2 separate regions of the Homo sapiens genome follow, and region 2 is linked to region 1. A link is an interaction called in ENCODE POLR2A ChIA-PET data of the cell type or tissue named here. Cell type or tissue: K562. All regions are shown on one strand. Links, peaks and the distances in the headings refer to the core of each region. The heading gives the core; the rest is flanking DNA. Region 1 overlaps SEMA7A (semaphorin 7A (JohnMiltonHagen blood group)). Region 2 overlaps ARID3B (AT-rich interaction domain 3B).

Evidence for each region. ChIA-PET counts read pairs that join two places held together with the same protein. Peaks named below come from ENCODE experiments on the same cell type or tissue, not always from the same donor. Only the 100,000 strongest peaks of a DNase experiment are listed, where the experiment ranks them.
Region 2: POLR2A ChIA-PET joins it to region 1 with 5 read pairs; 2 of 35 experiments call an interaction of 5 or more read pairs at or near these places.

Annotation. Positions count from the first base shown.
Region 1 is chr15:74,418,574-74,422,954 of GRCh38, forward strand. SEMA7A (semaphorin 7A (JohnMiltonHagen blood group)) reads right to left here. Exons shown (of 14, transcript NM_003612.5): 2 at 228-379. Among named protein-coding and RNA genes, the nearest start is that of MIR6881, 9.3 kb to the left of the region's middle. RefSeq lists enhancers at 3,020-3,651, 4,355-4,381. In K562, for the core only: no CTCF peak of the experiment used is centred there; a DNase peak (open chromatin) is centred at 1,901.
Region 2 is chr15:74,567,196-74,571,576 of GRCh38, forward strand. All of the region lies in intron 2 of ARID3B (AT-rich interaction domain 3B), which reads left to right. Among named protein-coding and RNA genes, the nearest start is that of ARID3B, 28 kb to the left of the region's middle. In K562, for the core only: no CTCF peak of the experiment used is centred there; no DNase peak of the experiment used is centred there.

The DNA of each region.
Region 1 (4,381 bases), core at 266-4,265:
CCAGCTGGCCAGGCCCATTAGCTCCTGTTTTTCTCCACACCGCCCCAGCTCCCCACTCCAATCTGGACTACCTTTAGGGAGCCTCCCCCAGGAGCCATTTATAGGATACGGAGGTGGGGGCAGTTTAGGAAGAGAAGCCAGCTCCCTCGGATTCCCTGAGGACCCTTGGCAGGGCCAGAGGGGAGATAAGAGGGTAGGGGGGGTGTTGGGGGAAGAGAGAGGCTCACCGTGCGCACAGATGCGTTCTTGCCCTCGGGGAAGTCAAAGAGGTAGACCTTGCCACGTCCTCCCACCCACACAGAGGAGCTGCCTGGCTCGTGGAAAAGCACCGTGTGCGGCTCAGTCTGGCCAAAGTCCACCCGGTCCTGCCCTACATGGCCTGAGGAGGAGACAATTAGTAGAAACATTGAAGCCAGGTCCCGAGAGAGAAGACTCTGGGTCCCCTCCACATGGCACACTGGAACCAGTGCTTGGTGCTCAGGGTCCTGGCAGGGCGTCAGACAAGCTCTGGGCTGGGGTGGTACCCAGACTCAGAGAGTCAAGGACAGGAGAAGTAAGAGATCCTCCGGTGGGCTCCAGCAACCAGCTGTCCTCACCCACAGCACGGCCCCTCCCCTAGTGTGGCAGCCTCTCCTTCCTTCACAGTATGTGTGATCTCAGAGTGGGGAAGGATTTAGGGACCTCTTGGGGGAACAGACCCCCTCCTCTGGCACACACTTTTGAGGGCTGGGCTAAGGCAGGAGGACCAGGGCTCCTTGGCCATGCTCTGGGAGGTTCTCTGCTGCCCTAAGCCAAAGCAAGCAGCGCCCCCCAACCCCGGGCCTTTCAGCAGGCAGCAGGGCCTTCAAGCACCCCCCTTGGAGTCCAGGTTCCCAGGAATCACAATGCTCAGAACCCCTTCTCCTCCTTCAGGAATCCCTCTCCAACCTCTCCTGGCCCATCCCCAGCCCCTTAGTGAGCACTAGACTAGAGGAGGAAAGGAATCTCAACATCTACTCCGTCCCATTTCACAGATGGGAAAACAGAGGCCAAGGGAGGGGCAGCCCAAGGGCACACGGAAGCAGGTCAGTAGCAGACCCTGAACCAGAGCCTGCACTCCTGCCTACCAAGCTGGACTCTATTCCATGGCCCACTCTGGCCTGGTTTCACCCATGAGGATGCTAGCTCTCCGGGGGGTGAAGATCGGCTCTTCCTCCCCAGCAACTCTGGGACAGGGGAACCTTCACAGAGCACAGCCTGGGACTTTCAGCAGAAGGGCTGACCGGGAAAATTTTCCCCAAAAAAGAAACTGACTGCAGCCACTGCCTCTGGGGAGGTGTCTCATCTCCAGTGACACTGCTGAGGTTGTCCTGGTTGCAGGAGTAAATTATAGGGATGGGATGGCCTGTGGTTGTGCCCCCAGCAATCAGCCACACCCAGCATCTTCCCACCTCTGACCAGCCTGGGCCTCACCTAGGAACTGGGTCTGACCACTGTTTTTTCAGCTGCAGGAAACTCTGGGGCAGCCAGCTTGGCAGTGACACCCAAGCTCCAGCTCTGACCAAAAAGAACTACCATTTCCTCAACTCTGCCCCCGATCCCTCTTATTCCCATTGGAGCCATCCCTATTGATTCTGCATTTAACAGGGGCAAGGAGCAGCTGGACCACACACTGTGCCACCACACCTTCATTCTTTAAGAAACATCCCTTCATGGCCAGGTCACCCCCGGAAGTGAGCATTCTTCACCTCTTCTGTGGCCTGGCGCACTGTGCAGAGAAGAATGCTGAGGTACCCTGGGAGACATGCCAAGGTCACACCAGCAGGCAGGACACATTAGCTTGTCCCAGGCTGCAGTATCAGTTCTCAGCAGCATGGCAGGCTACAGAGAGAAGTGCTGAGCTCACTGTCCTTGGGTGGTGTGGCTCTCCTGGTGCACATCACAAACAGCCCAACTGAACAGCTCCGGGGATATCAGCCCTCCCTGGCCCCCAAGCCTCCCTCCCTGTAGGCCCGAGATGTGCAGAGCAAGGGCTGAGAGGTACTGGCACTTCGGTGGGAGGGAGGGAGAGCTGGCAGGTCTTGGGTGCTGCCCTGCTCCCCCTCCCTTCCTGGGATAAAATTAGAGTGCTGGGGTCACAGACACAGTCTTCCTGACTCAGCTCCCGTAACTCCCCTTCCACCCGCAGCCCAAACTGCAGCCACCATCCTCTGTGGCCCAGCCAGAGATCCAGACAGTCTGCCGCCCCAACTCCCCTCCTGCTCCCCTCCCATCCACCGATAGCCAGACTGGCAGCCAGGAAAAGGTGCGTGTCTGCATCTAGAGATGCTGGGCTAGGACCTGAGATCCATAGTCCCTGGGAGTCAAAGCAGAAAAGTTCTAGCCGTCAGACTGTGCTAGCCACCTTCATCAGTCACCTTAGCCCCACTCCTGCACCAAGGCCACAGGCCCAGGTCTCCGAGGGGGCCGGCAAGGCCAATGTACAACTACTCAAGGGAAAAGAGGCACCAGACAGGACTCTGGGTGGGGGCACCCTGGTCTAGGAATTGCAGGGCTGTTGAAGAGAAGAGGAAAACAGTCCTGCCCTGGGGAGTCGAGCCTGATGGCAGAGACATGACTGGGTCCTGGAGAGCAAGGTCTGAGGGGGAGGTCTGGCCCTACCCTGGGAATACATCTGAGGGGTCAGACAGCCACACCACAGAAAACTTCCACAGCTCTCCAGCAAAACTGTCTTAGCATGGACCCCAGGGCTGCCCACAAAGTATCTGCTGAAGACATGAAGGGAGGGTGAGGGCTGCTGGCCCCTGGGTAGGAGCTGCAGCACTAGGGCCCGGACAATCCCATGCGGATCTGCAAGCCTGAGCCCAGTTCCCTTCAAACCCTAGCCACAATGGCTAGGGTGGAGGAAGCAGGGACTGTTCGTCCCATTTTGCAGGAAAACGAACAGGAGCCCAGGACCACGGCCTCCCATGACCCCCAGGTTCCTGGCCCTCCCACCTCTGTTCTTGGTGATGCGTATGGACTAGAGGGAATGACACCAGCTCAGCCCCAGGACAAGGCCTTGGCCCATTCTCCACCCCAGCCCCAGCCTGGGCTCCCGCACCGCCTGAGGCCCTCAAAAGGCCTGATTGTGCCCGGGAAGTGTCGAGCAGCAGCAGCTCGATGAATACATGAAAGGAAGCTTTGTTCAGGTTGGCAGGAGCGGGGGCTGGGGGCTAAGGGGCAGGAGGGCTGCCTGGAAGTGAAGGCAGCACCAAGCCATCAGGGCCAGGCCTCGAGTCTCTGCCCAGGCAGGGGCTGAGCAAGGCCAGGGGCTACCCCTAAAAAGGCCAGGCCAAGGGAGTATGTATCATATCCCTGAACATTTTCTTTGTGATGCTTTATGAACCCAAACGGAGAGGTGAGGTAGATAAAAGCTGGATGGGCCCTGAACAGGCCGGGAGGGAAAGCCAGGCAGAGGACGCAACCTGAGCAAAGGTGGGGAAGGTGGCTGTATGGAGGACAGAGGCCATGCGCTGCAGCCTGGCAGAGTCCTAATGAGAAGAATCGGGAAGGTGAGCTGAGGCCCACGTGTGATGGGGGAGGGAAGATGCAGCCTGTCCAAGGACACACTGACCCACTGCCCACCACTCTCCCCTGCTGCCTGAACCTACGAGCAGGGCCAGGAGTGGAAAATGCCTCCCCATCCTCTGGCGTCCCCCACCTCCTGGCTCCCCCTGCTTCCCATCCTGCTTGTCTAAAAGGAGCACCGTCTGGCACCGTGTCCCCCCCTCACTCCCCAGCCTGACGCATTAGTGGCTAAGTGGTAGCTAAAAGCTCCCAGAATAACCAGGGGCTCAGGTAGGGGAGGGGGCTAGGGACATATGGGGAGGGCATAGCCCAGAGGCAGGCCAGGAACAAGACAACCCACCTCCCGCCCCATGTGATTCCGAGCCAATCCTCACTCGTGCTGGACCAAGAAAGCACATTCAGGCTGCCCCGTACCCAGCCGGACTCCATAGTTCCCCTGAGTACCATTTCTCATGGTGGCAGGGCCAGCAAGGCCCAGCTCCGGCCAGATAGGAGGGCTGCAAGGATGGCTGGGTTGTAGGAGATAACCTCCACCAGACACAGCCGCAGGGCCGGGTGCTCACAGGGCTCTGATCCCATTGGAAAGAATGGGGCCTGACTCCTTAGGGACCCTACCCTCGATCACCACCCCAGCAGCTGACCGACTGTGGCAAGTCTGGGCCTCTGGCATGCATTTCCTAACTCAGGCCTGCCTGGTGGAGCACGTTTCCTCTTCTCATTCACTCTGGTGCTGTCACCGTCTGGCCCGCTGTCCCCATACTCTTGTTGTTTGTGAAAGAGGAGTGCAGCTCCAGGGGAGGGCAGAGTGGGAGGTGTTGTTGTCCATGAAGGG
Region 2 (4,381 bases), core at 137-4,136, 150 kb after region 1:
CCTTATATCCTCCCTGTCAAAACATGCCTTGTTTATACCCCACTCCATGCTCATTTAGACTGCAAATCTCCCTTCAACCCATTCTTCAAGGCCAGCTTAACCTCCACCTCTAAGCCATCCAGCCTTTTCTTCTACCTCCTGAGTACCTTGGGTTTTCCTATTTGTTGTCTTGCTATTATATGCTATATGTGTTCAGTTTGTTTTTCCAACTTCATGGTAAGACTCCCAGTGGTGGGAACAATTTTTTTTTTTTTTAGTGGTATTCTCAGCAGCTTGCACAATGCTCTACCTGGGGTAGGTTCTCAGGAAATCTGTGTTGAATAAACTTGTCATCAGGTCTTTGCTTCTCAGGACAGAAAGGGCCCCTAGAGACCATCTCATCCACCCTGTCTCATGTTGGATTCCACGCCATGACATGCCATACAGATAGTCATCCAGAGACAGGAAGTTGCCCACCTCCTGGGAAGCTCACTCCATTACCAGGCAGTTCTACTTGTTTTAAAAAGTCCTTCTGTAGACCTGAAATCTTCCTCAGGGTAACTTCTGCCTATCACACTAGTTGTGCCCTCTGGAGCTTTAGAAGAAAGGAGGAAAAAGCCTAGTTTCTCTTCACTCACTACCTTTAGATTTTCAAAGATAGTCTGTTTATTTCCCCTGTGTGCTGTTGAAATGGGTTCCAGGGTTGAGATGCTGGAGAAGCACTATTCTAATTTTGAGTAGCAGTCAGGTCAGACCTTGATTCATTATTTTTGAAGGCCTGTGTGTGCATGTCACAGTGTAAGCTGCCATCTTCCTCTGGTCCATTCAGAGGTGTAGCCCTCTTCTCTTTTTCTCCTCTCCCCTGATCCTCTGTCTTCTGGGGGAAGATGGGCCCATTCTACTGGAATGGTCTATTTTGGAGGGAGGGGTAAAAAGTTAGCAATTCTTATTTCAGTACCGCCAGATAACTCTCCTGGGCAAGCATTGTGTGAGGGCTGCTTTTCGTTTGGCTAAAGTGCCCAGGTGAAGCCATGAGATAAAGCAAAGATAAAAGAGTCTCCCATTGATAGGAGCTGCCCAGTGCCATGACATGGGCATTTCAGGCATCTCTGGACAGAGGATTTTATTCTCACTTCCTTTTCTTCTTTTCTCCCTTCCTGATCTCCTTATCCAGAACACTTCGTGTTATTCTTTCAAACTACAAGTCAGTATGGTGTAACAGCGAGAGCCAGACAGACCTAGGTTTACATCCTGGCACTGTCACTAAGAAGCTCTGAGACCCTGAGCAGGTTATTTGAGCTCTTTGAGCCATTGTTTTCCCATTTCTAAAATAACCACTTCTACATTATAGAATTAAGTGAGAAAATGCTTGTAAGGCTCCTGGTACAATCCTTAGTATGCAGAAGGCACACAAACACTAGCTTCCTGCTACCTTTTCTCTTTCCCCCAACCTTCTTTTCCTGGGGAAAATTAGCTGAATGTAGGTATAGTAGCCAAAGCTAGTCTTGGGTGTGTATTTGGGAGCAAACTATCAGTTTCCTGTGAGCTCCTGGAGAGATCAAAGATGTTAAAAGACAGTTCTCAAGTAGGAGAGGCTGAGAAGGCTGTAAATGGCAGTAAGTGGCCACTCTGGCTACTGTTGACTTCCCACACACGTTTCTGGGCTATATAATACTGCTGCCTGCTGCTGATGGTGTAACAAAGCCTGTTCCCTGGGCAGGTTAAACTTGCATGCAGCAACCCTTCAACTGAAATGCTTTCCTCATCAACCTCTTTTGATCCCTAAAATGTTGAGCTGTCTCTTTTTGGGTTTGTTTTCCCCACCCTCCATCTGCCTCTGCTGTTCCCTGCTTTCTTCCACCATTACAGTCTCAGTCAGCCACAGTCAGCATCCGAGAAAAAATTATTTCTGGGCTGATAATTTTCTAGTAGTCACACCCATACTCTATTGATAGGCCAAGAAACCTGCTGCACACAAACTTGAATTGCATAAGTGAGCCATGTTTTACAGCAGTTGATCAGAGTTAAGAACCAAGAAAATAACTGGTTAAGCCTGTAACCCACCCAATGAAAGGGGGAGGGGAAGACGGAGGAGCTGTGGGGTTGGAGGTCCCACAGGGGAGCCCATCTCTGTCTTTTAGCAGATATATCGGTGCTCCCTCTTCATTATTATTATTATTATTATTATTTTTGGTAGAGATGGAGTCTCCCTGACCAACCTGGCCAACATGGCAAAACCCCATCTCTACCAAAAATACAAAAATTAGCCGGGCGTACTGGCATGTACCTGTAGTCCCAGCTACTCAGGAGGCTGACGCAGGAGAATCGCCTGAACCTAAGAGGCAGAGGTCGCAGTGACCTGAGATCATGCCACTGCACTCCAGCCTACAAGAAAGAGACAGTCTTCCTATATTGCTCAGGTTGGTCTTAAAGTGCTGGAATTACAGGCAAGAGCCACCATGCCCAGCTGGTCAGTGCTTTCTATGTGCTCAGGGCTGGAGATACCCAGACGAGTAACTGAACACAGGTGGTAGAGCCCAGAGGAGAAAGGTGTTGAATCTGCCTGGTGGGCAGAGGCAGGAGGCTCTGCTAGACTGCGAAAGGCAGGCAGGGCTCAGGAATTACTCTCACCTCAGCCAGAAGATCCTGTGAAGTGGGACCAAAGTTTAACTGCCTTAAGACAAAGAATGGAATGCACGTTGGACATTTTTACATCAGCCCCAGCTGAATTGACCATCCTTGCCTTGGAGCTGGACGAAAGAAAATACCTCCTCTCTGGGCAACTATTTTCCCCACATTTTCTTTAAATAGAGTAACTGACAGTTCCTATCTGTGGAATGGGTCCAACAGTGGGATTACTCAAAGAGTTCGGTGTCTCATTTCTTTCCTGCTCTGGCAAGTCTTCCTGACCTCTGTGGTCACCAAGCTGGAGGCATTTTAAGCTAAGTGGGTCACACTTAGTGGGCTCTGTGCAAGGCCTCACCATCTGACTGTCAGATTCTCTTGCAGGTTGGACAAAGCTGGAGAAGCCAAGAGGACCCTACCAGCCCCAGCCCCCATCCTGCCAAGGCATTCTCCATGTGTGGAGCCGAGCGCTCACACTTGGGTGTTTATTTTCACACATAGTCACATAGTGGTCACACTAGCGTGCTTGTTTTCACACTGCTGTCCTTCTGTGGAAAGCCCTGTCTGACTTTTTAGGTTGTGGATTCCACCCTTTCCACCCAACTGAGTGTTAAATAGTTTTTGAGTGAGCATTCAGAGTGCTTGGAAGTTACTATAATTAGCAAAAAAAAAAAAAAAAAAAAAAAAAAAAAAAAAAAGTGTTTTCATCTCTCTTGGTGACTGATAGAGAAAGAGTCCTTCTGTGAATGAGATCAGCTTCAGAGCTCTCGCCAGAGAATTGGGAATTGAGCTGCCGCAGTAAACAGCTGACATAACAGAAGCGGCAATGATCCCCCATTAAATGTCTTTCAACTGATAGGGGCTCCTGGGATAATTGACTTTCCAGCAGGAATTACTGGCTCAAACAAAATCACTGGGCATTAGGGCAACCTACTGCATCCTTTGAAAGGGGGAATGTAACTCTGTCTGGTTTTGCTGACCTGACAGGCATAATTCATCTTGATTATTCATTGTGCTAGTTGCCACCAGATGACACCAGATTTCTGGTGACTGTAATTACAATGTGGGATGAGCTTTAACTTTTTTTTCTTTTTAAACAATGTTCCTCCCACTTGGCTATTGGCTCCCCTGTGCTGAAGGTGCTGTAGGAAGGGATCCAACAATGTCTGCCTTGAGAGATGATGAGTGCATGGTCAGATAGCATTTACCAAGCACTTCCATACACACATCTTTTACTAGATAAGCAGGGAAACAATTTGATGTAGTCTGTTTCATTTTAACTGACAGAGTGTCACTTCTTAGTTATACTTATGTCACTGTGTGCCAGATTGCTGCTATCGGAAAGTGGGTCTTCATCTCAGAGCCCACTGTGAATAGGGGAAGCAAAGTTGGCCCCAAAATATAACTGCATAATGCCTTCTGCTTTCAGACAAGCTTTATTAAAGGGGCAGGTGGAAGAGAGTGGAATTCAACCAAGCTTTTATTTCGTTGACATGGTTTTAGAAGAAGATTCCTGAGTAGTCCAAAGAATGTTCTCCCAAGAAACCACTGCTCCCCAGCCCCACATGTCCTTTCCTCACCACATACACACCCCAGCCAGCTGGGTGGCATGGTACGCATGCACCTGTGGTCCTGTGGGAGAAATGAATATGACAGGTTCAGTGTGTCCAGGCCACTGGGACCTCCACTGACCAGTGGGTCGGGGTGAACAAGAGAGTTATACTGTGAGAGTTCATACCCTCACTAGCACAAAGACTTTTTGACCCCCCTGTAAGGT